3 separate regions of the Homo sapiens genome follow, and regions 2 and 3 are each linked to region 1. The links are chromatin contacts, found by Hi-C or POLR2A ChIA-PET in ENCODE. All regions are on one chromosome and are shown on one strand. The core of a region is the stretch at or near the end of the contact, and the rest is flanking DNA. Distances in the headings are between cores, read along the strand shown. Region 1 holds the start of RPN1 (ribophorin I). Region 2 overlaps CFAP92 (cilia and flagella associated protein 92 (putative)). Region 3 overlaps EFCC1 (EF-hand and coiled-coil domain containing 1).

What was found. Hi-C counts contacts between places; a loop is a spot of excess contacts on that map. ChIA-PET counts read pairs that join two places held with the same protein, here RNA polymerase II (POLR2A). Pooled maps may share reads with other maps.
Region 2: a loop to region 1 is called in a map of naive thymus-derived CD4-positive, alpha-beta T cell, with 10 times the contacts of the local background. The contact joins the enhancer-like site here to the promoter of RPN1 in region 1. A Hi-C loop is called at or near these places in 1 of 168 maps with a recorded cell type or tissue (naive thymus-derived CD4-positive, alpha-beta T cell) and 9 of 50 pooled maps. POLR2A ChIA-PET finds 5 or more read pairs at or near these places in 2 of 52 experiments (A549 and activated CD8-positive, alpha-beta memory T cell).
Region 3: a pooled map shows a loop between it and region 1 (5-fold over the local background). The contact joins the enhancer-like site here to the promoter of RPN1 in region 1. A Hi-C loop is called at or near these places in 2 of 37 single-sample maps with no recorded cell type and 8 of 50 pooled maps. POLR2A ChIA-PET finds 5 or more read pairs at or near these places in 3 of 52 experiments (H1, T-cell and WTC11).

Annotation. Positions count from the first base shown.
Region 1 is chr3:128,649,510-128,654,391 of GRCh38, forward strand. RPN1 (ribophorin I) reads right to left here and starts at 1,309. Exons shown (of 10, transcript NM_002950.4): 1 at 1,031-1,309. The coding sequence starts at 1,291. RefSeq lists enhancers at 533-602, 1,273-1,542, 1,703-1,782 and a silencer at 753-1,022.
Region 2 is chr3:128,921,222-128,925,480 of GRCh38, forward strand. The region is part of intron 12 of CFAP92 (cilia and flagella associated protein 92 (putative)); the gene reads right to left. Among named protein-coding and RNA genes, the nearest start is that of ACAD9, 44 kb to the left of the region's middle. Within about 2 kb of position 2,015, at least 2 of the 41 ENCODE cell types and tissues checked have a DNase peak (open chromatin) inside an H3K27ac peak, as active enhancers do.
Region 3 is chr3:129,012,763-129,017,571 of GRCh38, forward strand. All of the region lies in intron 2 of EFCC1 (EF-hand and coiled-coil domain containing 1), which reads left to right. It also overlaps a transcript of CFAP92 not described here. Among named protein-coding and RNA genes, the nearest start is that of EFCC1, 14 kb to the left of the region's middle. RefSeq lists enhancers at 3,164-3,671, 3,385-3,494, 3,515-3,564, 4,242-4,743 and a silencer at 4,345-4,504. Within about 2 kb of position 3,094, at least 23 of the 41 ENCODE cell types and tissues checked have a DNase peak (open chromatin) inside an H3K27ac peak, as active enhancers do.

The sequences.
Region 1 (4,882 bases), core at 59-2,558:
TCTCTATAAACCCATCTTTATAGCTCCATATTCAGTCAGAGAACGAAGTGTGCTTAGAAGAAATGTGACACTATAATGACTATTCTCTCAACAAATAATTAGGTAATCATTTAATGAAATTGTTTAACAACAATAGTAATAAAAACCAAACCTCTGTGTATGTACATTCCCTTTACTCCCAAACCCAACATTTTCTTTGGTGATCACTGAAATACCTGGAAACATTTAAGCCAAACACAGCCATTTATTGCCGAGGTGTAAGAATGAGAAGCAGCAGGGGGAAGGGAGAAAATTGGACTTTCCTTTTCTGTACAGCATAAGAGAACTTATATTACGTGCAGGAGTTTTAAAACTAACTTTAAAAAGAGTTTTAACATTTAGAAAGCGTTCACTAGGAACCTTAAAATGCATCACATTCATAGGGATTTCAAGTGATTACCAACTTAAAAATGCGAAACCTGTTACATTTCTGATGGTTCTCTATGTCTAGAAAGAAGCACCTACAACGGACCAGATACTGAATTAAGAGAATGAAATTCACTTTAATTCATTTATTTGTCCTCTACTTGAGCCACCTCGTCGGGCCGTGAGAAATGAAGTCTGGCGCCCGCTGGCACCGGGCCGAGGGGCTGCCGCGCTCGCCTTACGGAAGGGAGGTGCGTTCTACCGGCCCGAGGTCTCCCGAGCGGTGCCGAGAACGGCCCAAACAGGGGCAAGCTCCGAGGCTGGTCGGCCGCGGATCCCAGCAGCTGCCCACGTGAGCAGCGACCCGCGCGGGGGCAGGCCGGTGCTGACGTGGCCCAGGCAGGAGGGCGGGCGCGCACCGGGGGCAGCGGAGGCGCCGGGGCCCCTGGCCACCCAGGACTCCTCGCGGGCCCCGAGGCAATCCCACGGACCCCCTGTGCCCCGCCCGCCGCCCGGGTCTCCGCATTTCCTGAGGCCTAGAGGGGCGCGGGCGGAGTCGGGGGACCGCCAGGAAGGGAGGCGGGAAGGGTCCCGGGAGCGGCGGCGAGGGGTCGCCCACACTCACCTGCACGCCCAGGTGCGCCAGCCGGGCCTCGAGCTCAGGCTCCAAAGCCAGCAGGAAAGAGGTAGCTCGGGACGTGGAGCCGCCGCCCAGGTGCGCCAGGACCACCTCGGCCGTCACCTTAGCCAGGTGGCTGCTTAGGTCCACTGTGCGCTTCACGTCCTCATTGATCAGCGGCGGTGCCTCGGAGGAGGCGCTGCCCGGCGCCGGGGCCCAAGTCCCAAGCAACAGGAGCAGAAACAAGCCGGCGGCTGGCGCCTCCATGACCGGGAAGAGCAGTGCGCCAGGGCGGGTAGGGCCCGGGCGCGGTAGCCCGCCCTCCCGCCACTGAGCAGCCGTTCATTGGGCAAGGGCTGGTGACACAAGATGGCGGCGCCGAACAAGGAAGGACCCTGTCTCCGGGGCAACCGGGAAGCCGACCCGGCGCCTGATTGCTAAAGCCCTCTCAGAGCTGCTCGGGATATCCTTCTGTTCGTAGTGCGAGTGTACTTACTTTTTTTTTTTTTTTTTTTTTTTTTTTTTTTTTTTTTTGAGACGGAGTCTCGCTCTGTCGCCCAGGCTGGAGTGCAGTGGCACGATCTCAGCTCACTGCAAGCTCCGCCTCCCGGGTTCACACCATTCTCCTGCCTCAGCCTCCCGGGTGGCTGGGACTACAGGCGCCCGCCACCACGCCCGGCTAATTTTTTTTTATATTTTTAGTAGAGATGGGGTTTCACTGTGGCCTCCATCTCCTGACCTCGTGATCCGCCCACCTCGGCCTCCCGAAGTGCTGGATTACAAGCGTGAGCCACTGCGCCCAGCCGCGAGTGTACTTATTATTACTAGTTTTCACTTACCTAATTTTTACAGGAGCGGCCCTTGCCTAGGTCTCTACTCTCTCCTACCATTCTTCCTGTCCAATAATTCTGCTCGTTTTGCTCCTTAAAACAGTGAAATTTTGCTCAGATTGAGAAAGTAAAAGTTGGCCTTCCCCAACATCCACGGATGAATGCTAAAATTAGTAGGCAGAACTTGAAGCCGAAACAGGATATATGCAAAGTTTCAAAACATCTCTACTAAAATGTTTAGTAATTAGGCCGGGCACGGTGACTCACGCCTGTAATTCCAGCGCTTTAGGAGGCCGAGGCGGGTGGATCACCTGAGGTCAGGAGTTCGAGACCAGCCTGGCCAACATGGTGAAACCCCGTCTATACTAAAGATACAAAAAATTAGCCGGGCGTGGTGGCAGGCGCCTGTAATTCCAGCTACTTGGGGTGGCTGAGGCAGGAGAATCGCTTGAACCTGGGAGGCGGAGGTTGCAGTGAGCTAAGATCGCGCCATTGCACTCCAGCCTAGGCGACAGGGTGAGACTCCTTCTCAAAATAAATAAATAAATAAATAAAATAAAATTAGCCGGGTGTGGTGGTGCGTGCCTGTAATCCCAGCTACTCCAGAGGCTGAGGTACCAGAATCATTTGAACCCGGGAGGCAGGAGATGCAGTGAGCCAAGATCGTGCCACTGCACTCCAGCCTGGGCGACTGGGCGAGACTCCCTCTCAAAAGGAAATTAAAAAATAAAAATAAAATGTTTAGTAATTACAAAGGAAAAAATAGTTTACAGTGGAGAATCCTGGCAGGCACCACTTTAAACAAGTGATCAAAGTTAACATCACCACATATAAAATATAGTAACATTAGGTATCTACTAATAGGATCCATTGAGAAAGGCACATCACTTCTGTGGTATTGCCACAAAATTATTGAAAATCCATTACCTCAATCTAGTCATAAATATCAGACAAGGCCAGGCACAGTGGCTCATGCCACCAATCCCAGCACTTTGGGAGGCCAAGTAGGGAGGATCCCTTGAGCCAAGGAGTTCAAAACTAGACCGGGCAACAGGGTAAAACCCCATCTCTACAAAAAATCAAAAATCAGCCGGGCCTGGTGACAAGTGCCTGTGTTACAGGAAAGGGGTCTGGATCCTGACCCCAAGAGAGGGTTCCTGGATCTCACGCAAGAAAGAATTCAGGATGAGTCCGCAGTGCAAAGTGAAAGCAAGTTTATTATTTTTTATTTTATTTATTTATTTATTTGAGATGGAGTCTCGCTCTGTTGCCCAGGCTGGATTGCAGTGGCGCAGTCTTGGCTCACAGCAACCTGTGCCTCCCGGGTTCAAGCAATTCTCTGCCTTAGCCTCCCAAGTAGCTGCGATTACAGGCGCCCGCCACCACGCCCGGCTAATTTTTGTATTTTTAGTAGAGACGGGGTTTCAACATCTTGGCCAGGCTGGTCTTGCACTCCTGACCTCGTGACCCACCTGCCTCAGCCTCCCAAAGTGCTGGGATTACAGGCATGAGCCACCGCCCCCAGCCAGCAAGTTTATTAAGAAAGTAAAAGAATAAAAGAATGGCTACTCCATTGACAGAGCAGCCCGAGGACTGCTGGTTGCCCATCTTTATGGTTATTTCTTGATGATATGCTATACAAGGGGTGGATTATTCATGCCTCCCCTTTTTAGACCATATAGGATAACTTCCTGATGTTGCCATGGCATTTGCAAACTGTCATGGCGCTGGTGGGAGTGTAGTAGTGAGGACTCATTGCCATTTTGGTTTTGGTGGGTTTTGGCCGGCTCCTTTACCGCAACCTGTTTTATCAGTAAGGTCTTTATGACCAGTATTTTGTGCCGACCTTCTATCTCATCCTGTTGAGAGGTGACAGCGTGCGCCCTCCCTCGCTCTCGGCGCCTCCTCGGCCTTGGCGCCCACTCTGGCCGCGCTTGAGGAGCCCTTCAGCCCACCGCTGCACTGTGGGAGCCCCCTTCTGGGCTGGCCAAGGCCGGAGCCGGCTCCTTCAGCTTGCAGGGAGGTGTGGAGGGAGAGGCGCGAGCGGGAACCGAGGCTGCGCACGGCGCTTGCGGGCCAGCTGGAGTTCTGGGTGGGCCTGGGCTTGGCGGGCCCCGCACTCGGAGCGGCCGGCCGGCCGGCCCTGCCAGCCCTGGGCAATGAGGGGCTTAGCACCCCGGCCAGCGGCTGCGGAGGGTGTGCTGGGTCCCCCAGCAGTGCCGGCCCACGGGCGCTGCACTCGATTTCTCGCCGGGCCTTAGCTGCCTCCCCGCAGGGCAGGGCTCGGGACCTGCAGCCCGCCATGCCTGAGCCTCCCCCTCCTCCGTGGGCTGCTGTGCGGCCCCAGCCTCCCCGACGAGCGCCGCCCCCTGCTCCAAGGCGCCCAGTCCCATCGACCACGCAAGGGCTGAGGAGTGCGGGCGCACGGCCGGGGACTGGCAGGCAGCTCCCCCTGCCGCCCGGGTGCAGGATTCACTGGGTGAAGCCAGCTGGGCTCCTGAGACTGTTGGGGACTTGGAGAATCTTTATGTCTAGCTAAGGGATTGTAAATACACCAATCGGCAGTCTGTATCTAGCTCAAGGTTTGTAAACACACCAATCAGCACCCTGTGTCTAGCTCAGGGTTTGTGAATGCACCAGTTGACACTCTGTATCTAACTACTCTGGTGGGGACTTGGAGAACCTTTGTGTGGACACTCTGTATCTAGCTAATCTAGTGGGGACGTGGAGAACCTTTGTGTCTAGCTCAGGGATTATAAAGACACCAATCAGCACACTGTCAAAACAGACCTCTCCCCTCTCTGTAAAATGAACCAATCAGCAGGATGTGGGTAGGGCCAGATAAGAAAATAAAGGCAGGCTGCCAGAGCCAGCAGTGGCAACCCGCTGGGGTCTCCTTCCACACTGGAGAGTTTGTTCTTTCGCTCTTGGCAATAAATCTTGCTGCTGTTCACTCTTTGGGTCCACGCTGCCTTTATGAGCTGTAACACACACCACGAAGGTCTGCAGCTTCACTCCTGAAGCCAGC
Region 2 (4,259 bases), core at 765-3,264, 270 kb after region 1:
AACACCCCAGTGAAGGAACACTAGAGTGTGTGAAAGAGGATGCATCATCAGAGGACACCCGAGGACGACTGAAAGAAGCTCAGCAGGAAAGCTGAGCACTCGGAAGGACCAGGGTAACAATGGCACAAAGTGAAAGCAAACATTCTGCTCAGGATGTTTTAATACAGCTTCTTACATACAATAATGCTAATGCAGTGTCAAACTGCTATTAGACCCCTGACAGGGAAGGTTCAGTTAGCTGAATGTATTAAGGCTTGCGATGGCATTGGAGGTAACTTACATAAGGCTAATCTTTTAGCTCAGGCTATGGCTGGATTGAAAGTAGGAAAGAATATGCCCCATTTCTTGGGCCATTGTTTCAATTGTGGGCAATTTGGACACAGAAAAAAGGAATGTAGAAAAGGAAATCAAAAGGCAAAAACTACCATCAATCAACAGAAAAGTCCCAGTGTATGCCCCCAGTGTAAGAAAGGCAATCACTGGGCAAATCAGTGTCATTCTAAATTTAGCAAAGATGGACAACCTCTTTCGGGAAATGGGAAGAGGGGCCTGCCTCAGGCCCCTCAACAAACCAAGGCATATCCGGCACAGCCAGTGCCCTTACAAACATACAACAATTGTCTCCCACCATAGTAGGCAGTGCTGCTATAGACCTTTGCAGCACAATTCCCATCTCCTTCCTGGGGAGCCACCAAAGAAGGTCCCCACGGGTGTTAGGGAACCCTTACCCTCAGGAACAGTTGGTCTGTTACTTGGAAGGTCTAGTTTAAATTTAAGAGGTGTCAGTGCATACGGGAATAATTGACTCTGATTATACCGGAGAAATTCAATTAGTTTGCTGGGCGCGGTGGCTCATGCCTGTAATCCTAGCACTTTGGGAGGCTGAGGTGGGCAGATCACGAGGTCAGGAGATCGAGACCATTCTGGCTAACACGGTGAAACCCCGTCTCTACTAAAAATACAAAAAAAAAATTAGCTGGGCATGGTGGCGGGCACCTGTAGTCCCAGCTCTCAGGGAGGCTGAGGCAGGAGAATGGAGTGAACCCAGGAGGTGGAGCTTGCAGTGAGTCAAGATCGTGCCACTGCACTCCAGCCTGGGCAATAGAGCAAGGCTCCATCTCAAAAAAAAAAAAAATTCAATTAGTTATTAGTTCCTCGACTCAGTGGTCTTCTTCCCCAGGAGAAAGAATTGCTTAGTTATTGCTGTTACCTTACACAAAACTAGGAAGCAGCACAGTGAAAAGAACAGGAGGCTTTGGTAGTAATCCAGCAGGAAAGGCTGTATATTGGGTTAATCTAGTGTCTGACAGAAGACCTATTTGTACAGTAACTATTCAGGGAAAGGATTTTGAAGGACTAGTAAATACTGAAGCTGATGTCTCTATTATTGCTTTAAATCAATGGCCCCAACACTGGCCCAAACAAAAGACTTCCATGGGTATCACTGGCATAGGGCCTGCTTCAGAAGTTTTTCAAAGTTCCTTGATTTTACCATGTCACGGGCCAGATGGCCAGGAAGGAACAATTCAACCTATTATTACACCTATTCCTATCAATTTATGAGGTAGAGACTTATTGCAACAATGGAGTGCCCACCAAACATCTGAAGATCTATCATGAGCCACAGCATCTAGTGGACCCACCTGTATGGTGCAAATTTAAGGTTTAAGGATTGCTTTTTTGCTATACTGTTGCACAAGAAGGATAAGCTTCGATTTGCTCTCTGTGCCTTCTGTTAGAAGGGGCCTGCTTCTCATTATCAGTGGAAAGTTTTACCCCATGGTAATTAACCAAAGAGGCAGAAGCTGAGTTACAGCTTGTAGAACAAATGCTTCACCAATGGTATGCCTCCCAGCTACAGCCACAAAAGTTTTTGCTTCTGTTTCGCTAGATTTACTAACGTGGGGTTGAGGGTATGCTTGTGTTTTTGCAGGAGATGAACAAGCCGTGTGGGTGCCCTCAAGATGTGTACGACCATGGAACAGGAGACTGGAGGGACCCAACCATGGAGGGGGTTCCCCCAGTACGAGCCATGGGCCAGTTGAATCTGAATGCGAAGATGGAATGAGGACCGACTGGAGTCACGCTGACATCAACCCCCATAACATGGGGGCAGATCAAGAAAACCACACAGGAAGCTGAGAAACTGCTGCAGCGCCAGGGTTTTACCTTTTGCAGGAACTCAGGGGCACAACAGATGCTTAATGGACCAATGCTTTCTGACTGAGCTCCTCTCTACCCTGAATACAAGAGACCCTAATAGGCAGGAATATCATCGCCCCTGTTCAGCATGAAGAAGTTGCAGAAGATGGACCTTCATCCTTCTGCAGCCCTTAGGATTAAAGGTCCTTTTGTAAAAGGGAAGGGGGAAATATGTAAGAAGCATTCAAACCAGAGCGACTACATTTTGAATAAGGGCTAAGACAAATGAAGCTGGATCACCAACTGGCAATTAAGGGCTGAACAGCCTGCAATTGCCTTGCTCAATTAATTTAAAAACAGAAAGACCTTTTGGATTCAAAGTTGTGTTCGGCCACCTTTTATGCTAGCAATAGGAAATGTTACTCTTAAATGCCATCTGGAGGGCAAAGATGAAAATCTCACCCTTGATATTGTAAAACTAAAAGAGAAGGTTTTTGAAGCCTCTCAGGCTCACTTAGCCCTGCTCCCTGGAACTGATATTTTGAACAAGACAGCCAATGGGTTGTCCACAATCAATCCTCTTAAATGGATTAAGGCCATTGGAAGCTCTATACTTGGCAGATTTTGTTCTAATAATTATGTGTTTGTGCTGTCTCCTTTTAGTCTGCAGATGCGGAAGCCACCTCGGGAGAGACAGCTGCCGTCGAGAACAAGCTATGATAGCTGTGGCGGTTTTACAAAAAAGAAAAGGGGGCATGTTGGGGAAAAGCTGAGTGTTGGGAAAAAAGCTGAGGCAGGACTTGCATGTCTGATATAATGTAAAAGAGTCTTGGAACATGTCTGGGGTCCAGGGTCCAAAACCCCTCATGGCCTTTGGAACACCAAGCTCTGTGCCAAAGGGTGGAAGGCTGCCCTGCTGCACCACAATCTAAGCCCAGGGCACAAAACCCCTCATGGCTTGGATGGAATCCAGGGCTCAGGGCATAAAACCCCTTGCGGCCTCTGGAATGTGTCTAGACTTGCTGGCTCCTTCCTTCTAGCACTCCCAGGCTCATAGAACGATTGTATCTTTTTTTTTTTTTTTTTTTTTTTTTTTTTGAGACAGAGTTTCGCTCTTGTTGCCCAGGCTGGAGTGCAATGGCGCGATCTTGGCTCACTGCAACCTCCATCCCCTGGGTTCATGTGATTCTCCTGCCTCAGCCTCCCAAGTAGCTGGGATTACAGTCATGTACCACCACGTCCGGCTCATTTTGTATTTTTTTTAGCACAGATGGGGTTTCTCCATGTTGGTCAGGCTAGTCCCGAACTCCCAACCTCAGGTGATCTGCCTGCCTCAGCCTCCCAAAGTGCTGGGATTATAGGCGTGAGCCACCACGCCCGACCGATTGTATCTTAAACTAGAAGAACATGTTTCCCATTATCTCAAGTAGCAGAACATGTTCCACATGCTTCAAAGAAAATGCTAAACTGTCACAGCTATAGATCATGTGCTGATACACTGCTTTCTTTCAACCCCCACATCCTCACCACCTGCTTCTTTGTTTGATCACCAATAAATAGTGCAGGCTTCCAGAACTTGGGACCTTCACAGCCTCCATACTAGCACTGGCCCCCTAGTCCCACTTTATGCACTCTTAACTTGTTTTGTCTCATTCCTTTGACTCCGCTGGACTTTGTGGCCCCCACAGCCTGGTGTTGGGTCTGATCACCCCAACATACAGCAGGGGATAAGATTAGTGATTTAGCAAAATAGCAGTTTCCAACCTTTTTGGCACCAGGGACTGGTTTCGTGGAAGACAGTTTTTCCATGGCCAGTGGGAGAGGGTTGTATGGGCATGGTTTGGGGATGAAACTGTTCCACCTCAGCTCATCAGGCATTGGTTAGAGTCTCATAAGGAACATGCAACCTAGAACCCTTGCATGTTCAGTTCACAATAGTATTCATGCTCTTATGAGAATCTAATGCCACCACTGATCTGACAGGAGGTGGAGCTCAGGTGGTAATGCTCACTTGCCCACTCTCACCTCCTGTTGTGCCACCCAGTTTCTAACAGGCCTCGAACTGCTACTGTTCCATAGCCTGGGGGTTGGGGACCCCTGCATCAGAAGATATATTG
Region 3 (4,809 bases), core at 1,844-4,343, 370 kb after region 1:
TAGACAGAAAACAATCAATGTCCACCTCATGAACTTCCCCTTAGAAGTGAAAATTCAAGAAACATAAAGGCTACAGCTCAGCACCAGGCACAGAGAAGGTGGAAGAGCGGGCATTGGGCATTTTTTTATGTAGTGTAGCAGTTTTCCAGAAAGTCAAAGGGCCTGGCGCATGGATGGTTTTCTTTATTTAAGGTGGTCTCATCCAAAGAGAGAATCTCTTCTCACATAAGGATATGCTATTTACCCACAAGGAGACATTGGAAGAAGAGGCCAGTTCCTGGGTGGAGGCCTGGCTTGTCCTGTAGCTCCAGACGTGCCAGTGTCAGGACTTTCACATGACCTGGCCTAAGTCAGGGGTAGTATACATGGTTCTGCAGACCCAAGCCGGGTGAGCTCTGGAGGACACAAGGGGGTGGGCATCATGATCGCCAGATTGTTTTGACGGTACAGCCTTGGATATAGACAGTCAAAGTGGTCTTGTGTAGAAAAAAATGACAAAAAATAAAAGTATGCTTCCTTTGGATGGAGAGGGTTCTATATTATATTGGATTTTTTAGTTGCTAATGACTAAAAGCACTCTCACTGCCTTAGGCCAAAAGAAAAGTAGGAACGGCACTTATTTATCAACTAAAAATCTCAAGCGTATATAGCTTCAGGCATGGCTAGATCCAGGAGCTCAAGTCATGCTACCTGGAATCTCTTTCTTTCTATCCTTTATCTTGTCTTTCTCCTAGTTGGCTCTGATTTCAGACATTCTTCCCATAAGGTAGCAAGACAGCTACCATCATCATCAGGATTAGCTCCTATCCTCCCAATCACCCCCATCAGAAACACTTTCTCTTTCCCAGTAGTTCCAACATAGGCCACACCCATCCTGGAACCAGTCACTGGTACCAGGGAAATGGAGCATGCTGACTGGCCAGCCTAGGGTCATGTGAGTACTCTGGACCAATCACTGCCACTCTGATTAGCTAGACCTGGCTAAAACATTCCCGCCATTGGCCCTGCCCGACACATGGGCCAAGAGAAATGGAGGAGTCTGTTCTCCAAAGAACAGTAGTCAGGGGGCTGGATGGGGGGCTACTTGTGGGCAATGATGGCACCCAGTCCCCCTGAGCCGGGCAGAGGACCTGGCCAAGGAAGGGCCGTGGCTTCTTTGTGACTAGGCAGGGGCAGGAGCGACTGTCAGAATGTGCTCTGAGTTGGGGGTGGGGGCTTTTCCGGAGAGGACCGAGGTGACTGGAGAAGCCTGGAGCCACCCAAAGTCAGAGACCCAGGAAGGGGCAGACAGAGTCTTCAGGCTCTTCATTTTGCCTCTTCATGATTTTCTGTCAGAAATAACCATTGGCTTTTCTTCATTCAACCAAATTCTGTCAAGTGCCTAGAGAGGGCCCATGCTGTCCTGGGCATGAGGGAGGCAGCTGGGAAGAGGCAGAGACCCTGCCCTCGTGGACCAACTCTCAGTGCGTTACGCTGTTGACCACCAGTAACTAAGCGGGTGGACGAGGGGAGGGTCAGGGAGTGTGAGTCAGCTCGGGCTGCTGTGACAAGCCCCACAGACCAGGAGCTTCAACAACAGGCATTTGTCTCCCACAGCTGTGGAGGCTGACCAGAGTGCGGTGTCGCAGCGTTGGCTTCTCCTGCGGCCTCTCTCCTGGGCTGGCAGCCAGGGCCGCCTTCTCCCTGTATCCTCGCGTGGTCTTCCTTCTGTGTGTATTTCTGTCCTAATCCCCTCTTCTTAGAAGGACACCAGTCAGACTGGATTAGGGCCCACCCTAAAGACCTCATTTTAACTTGATTACCTCATTAAAGGTCCCATCGCCAAATAAGATCACATTATGAGGAGCTCTGGGGGTCTGGACATCAACATATGAATTGGGGAGACACAACCAGCCCATCACAGGAGACTTCTCTGAGATGTGACCCTGGAATTGAGGCCTGAGTGGCAAGGTGGGGCCATGACTTGTGTGATCCAGGGCGGAGGTGACTCCCATAGCAAAATCACAGGGCTGGGCACAAGCTTGGCTTGTCTGCACTGCCTGCACGGGGACGAGCAGGTTGGAGCCAGCCTGGATGCCGAGGGGCCAGTGAGGAGGGGCCAGTGAGGAGGAGCAGGTGAAGAGCCCTCCTCACCTGTACACACGGAGTCCTGCTAAGTCTCAGCTCCAAGTGGCTCAGACCCACCTGCTACTCTCCAGTCGCACCCACCACCCAGCCCAGCCCCAGCACCACTCCTGGACAGCTGTCCTAGCCTCCTGACTGGTGTCCCAGCTCCATCAGAACCACGGACCACACAGCATCAGGTTAATCTTTTCAACACCCAGATCCCACCTCGGGCTCGCCCACTCACAACTCTCCTGTGACCTCCTCTGGTGACCATCATGACTGTGAGTGACCAGGCCCTTTCCCATCCTCTCCTGCAGCCACACTGACCCTCCAGGGCTCCCCTTCTCAGGCCCTTTGGGCATACGGCTCCCTCCACCATCCCCAAGCCTACTCCTGACCAATCCACATTCACCCTTCAGGTCTTGCCAGACCCCAACTCTTTAGGGAGGCCCCACCTCCATCTACAGCCTCTTCCTAACGTCTTTCACGGCCCCTGGACTTTTCTGTCCTTCATGTATTTTTGTGATGACTTCATTGAGGTCTGCTCCTTCGGGGGGGGAGGTTGCGGGGTAAGCTCTGTGAGGTCAGGGGCCATGCCATTGCTAAGGACAGTGGCTGGCTCAATACTTCATCCTTCGGTGAATTAAAGAACCAAGTCAGCAGCTTGGGCTGGCAGGGCCTTAGAAGTCACCCAGCCCAGGCTGACACCCTGCACGGCGCCCCCGAGAGCTGAGTGTCCGTGTCTGCTCGCACACTCCTGTTGCACCCTTCCCACCGCCATCCCCTGCTCAGTAAAGTTGGGGGGGTTCCCGAATTCAGGTAGGGACCAGAGAGGAGTCACAGAGGACCCCTGAGGACTGTCCCCCCACCCCTTGTGATTTATTTTCCGCCCTTCCTCTGCTGCATCCCGCCCCCCTACCCCAAGCTGTTCTTCCTGCTGTTGTTCTCTTGTTTTCACATGTTGCTCTCTGTTTCCTGTAAGGCTGCTTCACTCAGGAAACGCCATGCAGCAAAGGAAGCCGCTGTGTGCGAACCTCCAGGACCTCCCAGAGTAGGTGCTGCAGCGTGGCCGTGGCCTGATGGCCCAAAGTAGCCTGGCTGGGTTCTGAGGGACCTGTCAGCTCTGCAGCTTCCTGAGACTTGCTGAGTCACTGAGCGGCTCAGAGCATAGGAAGCAGAGAGAAAAAGACAGCAGTGACATTTTTCATCTATTCCAGAATAAACTGAGCCCAGGCGGTGTAATGGGCTTTTGATGCGTCCCCCTGGCTTTGATGTGATGCCTTGACCGCTCCCTTGGTTACAGCAAGTTAACCGGTCAAACACTAAGCTACAGTTGCTGTACAGGTATTCTGCATATGGATTAAAGTCTGTCATCAGTTGACTTTAGGTAAGGGACATTATCCTGGCTGGTCTGGGTGGGCTTCAAGAGCCAAACAGGCTTCTGTGTGAAAGAGAAGTTCCACCTGTGGACAGAAGGGTGTGGAATCCATCTACAGCCAGGCCTACAAGCTGTAGCTCTTTCTGAAGGACTTTATGACAAGGAAGTGGGCTGTGTGATTGTGGGGGCTGGCTAAGCAAGCCTGAAGTCCACAAAAGGGAAGCTGGCAGGCAGGTGGAGCTCATGGGCACGCCCGTGTCTAGAGCCTCTGGGGAAGCCCATAAGCCGTGCCCGTGAGCTCCACCTGCCTGCCAGCTTCCCTTCTGTGGATTCCAGACTCATTTAGCCAGCCCCCGTGATCACACAGGCCACCTGCTTGTCATAAAGCCCTGGAGACAGAGCTACAGCTGCAGGCATGGCTGTAGATGGATTCCACACACTGGCCCCACTTCTCTGGTCAAACCCTGACTCGTACAGGGCCTGAGGCAGGAGGGGGCGGAACTGATTAAGGAACAAAAGCTAACATTTTTGAGCACTCACTGGGTGTTAGGCACTGCACTAAGGACTTTATCTGTACAACCTTATTGCACTCCCAAGCAGTGCTGTGAGTGGTTTATCAGTGATGATGCTTTATGCTGCAAGAACATAAAACCCAACTCAGAATGGCTTAAACCACAAGGACATTTATTATCTCATGTGAGAAGTCCAGGGGAGAGCAGTTCCTTGGCAGTTCAGTAAAGTTTTCAAGGACCTGATTCATCTTCCACTCTGTTTTCCTCAGCTTGTCATTTTGGCCTGTCAGCAAGGACCCCTCATGGTTGCAAGAGAGCTGCCATGGCCTCAGGCATCACTGCCATATCCACGGGTCCTCCTGGCAGACTTCCCCTCACCTCTCTTTGGCCAGAATTGCATCACATGCCTGTTTCTAAACCAATCTGAAGGAAGCTTCATGATTGAGGCTTCGTGAAGGCGGCTTCATGATTGGCTCAGGCCAGTCAAGTCTCTCTGGGAGCACAAGGCCACAGTCGGGGTTGAGCTGACAGCAGATGGGGTGTGGTTGTTTGGATGGCTGAATTTGGTTTCTATCACAACCATAGCCGATCACCACACTCTTAGTGACTTGAAACAACACCCACCTGTGACCTCATAATTCCGTAGGCCGGAAGTCCAGGCGGGCGTGGCGGGCTTCTCTGCACAAGCTCGCACAAGGCCGAAAGCAAGGCACCCTTGGCCGGGTCTGGACCCCCTGGGAAAGCCCGTTCCAGTGTTGGCAGAATCCAGCTCCTTTTGGCCGTGGGACCGAGGCCCTATTTCCTTGCCGGCTG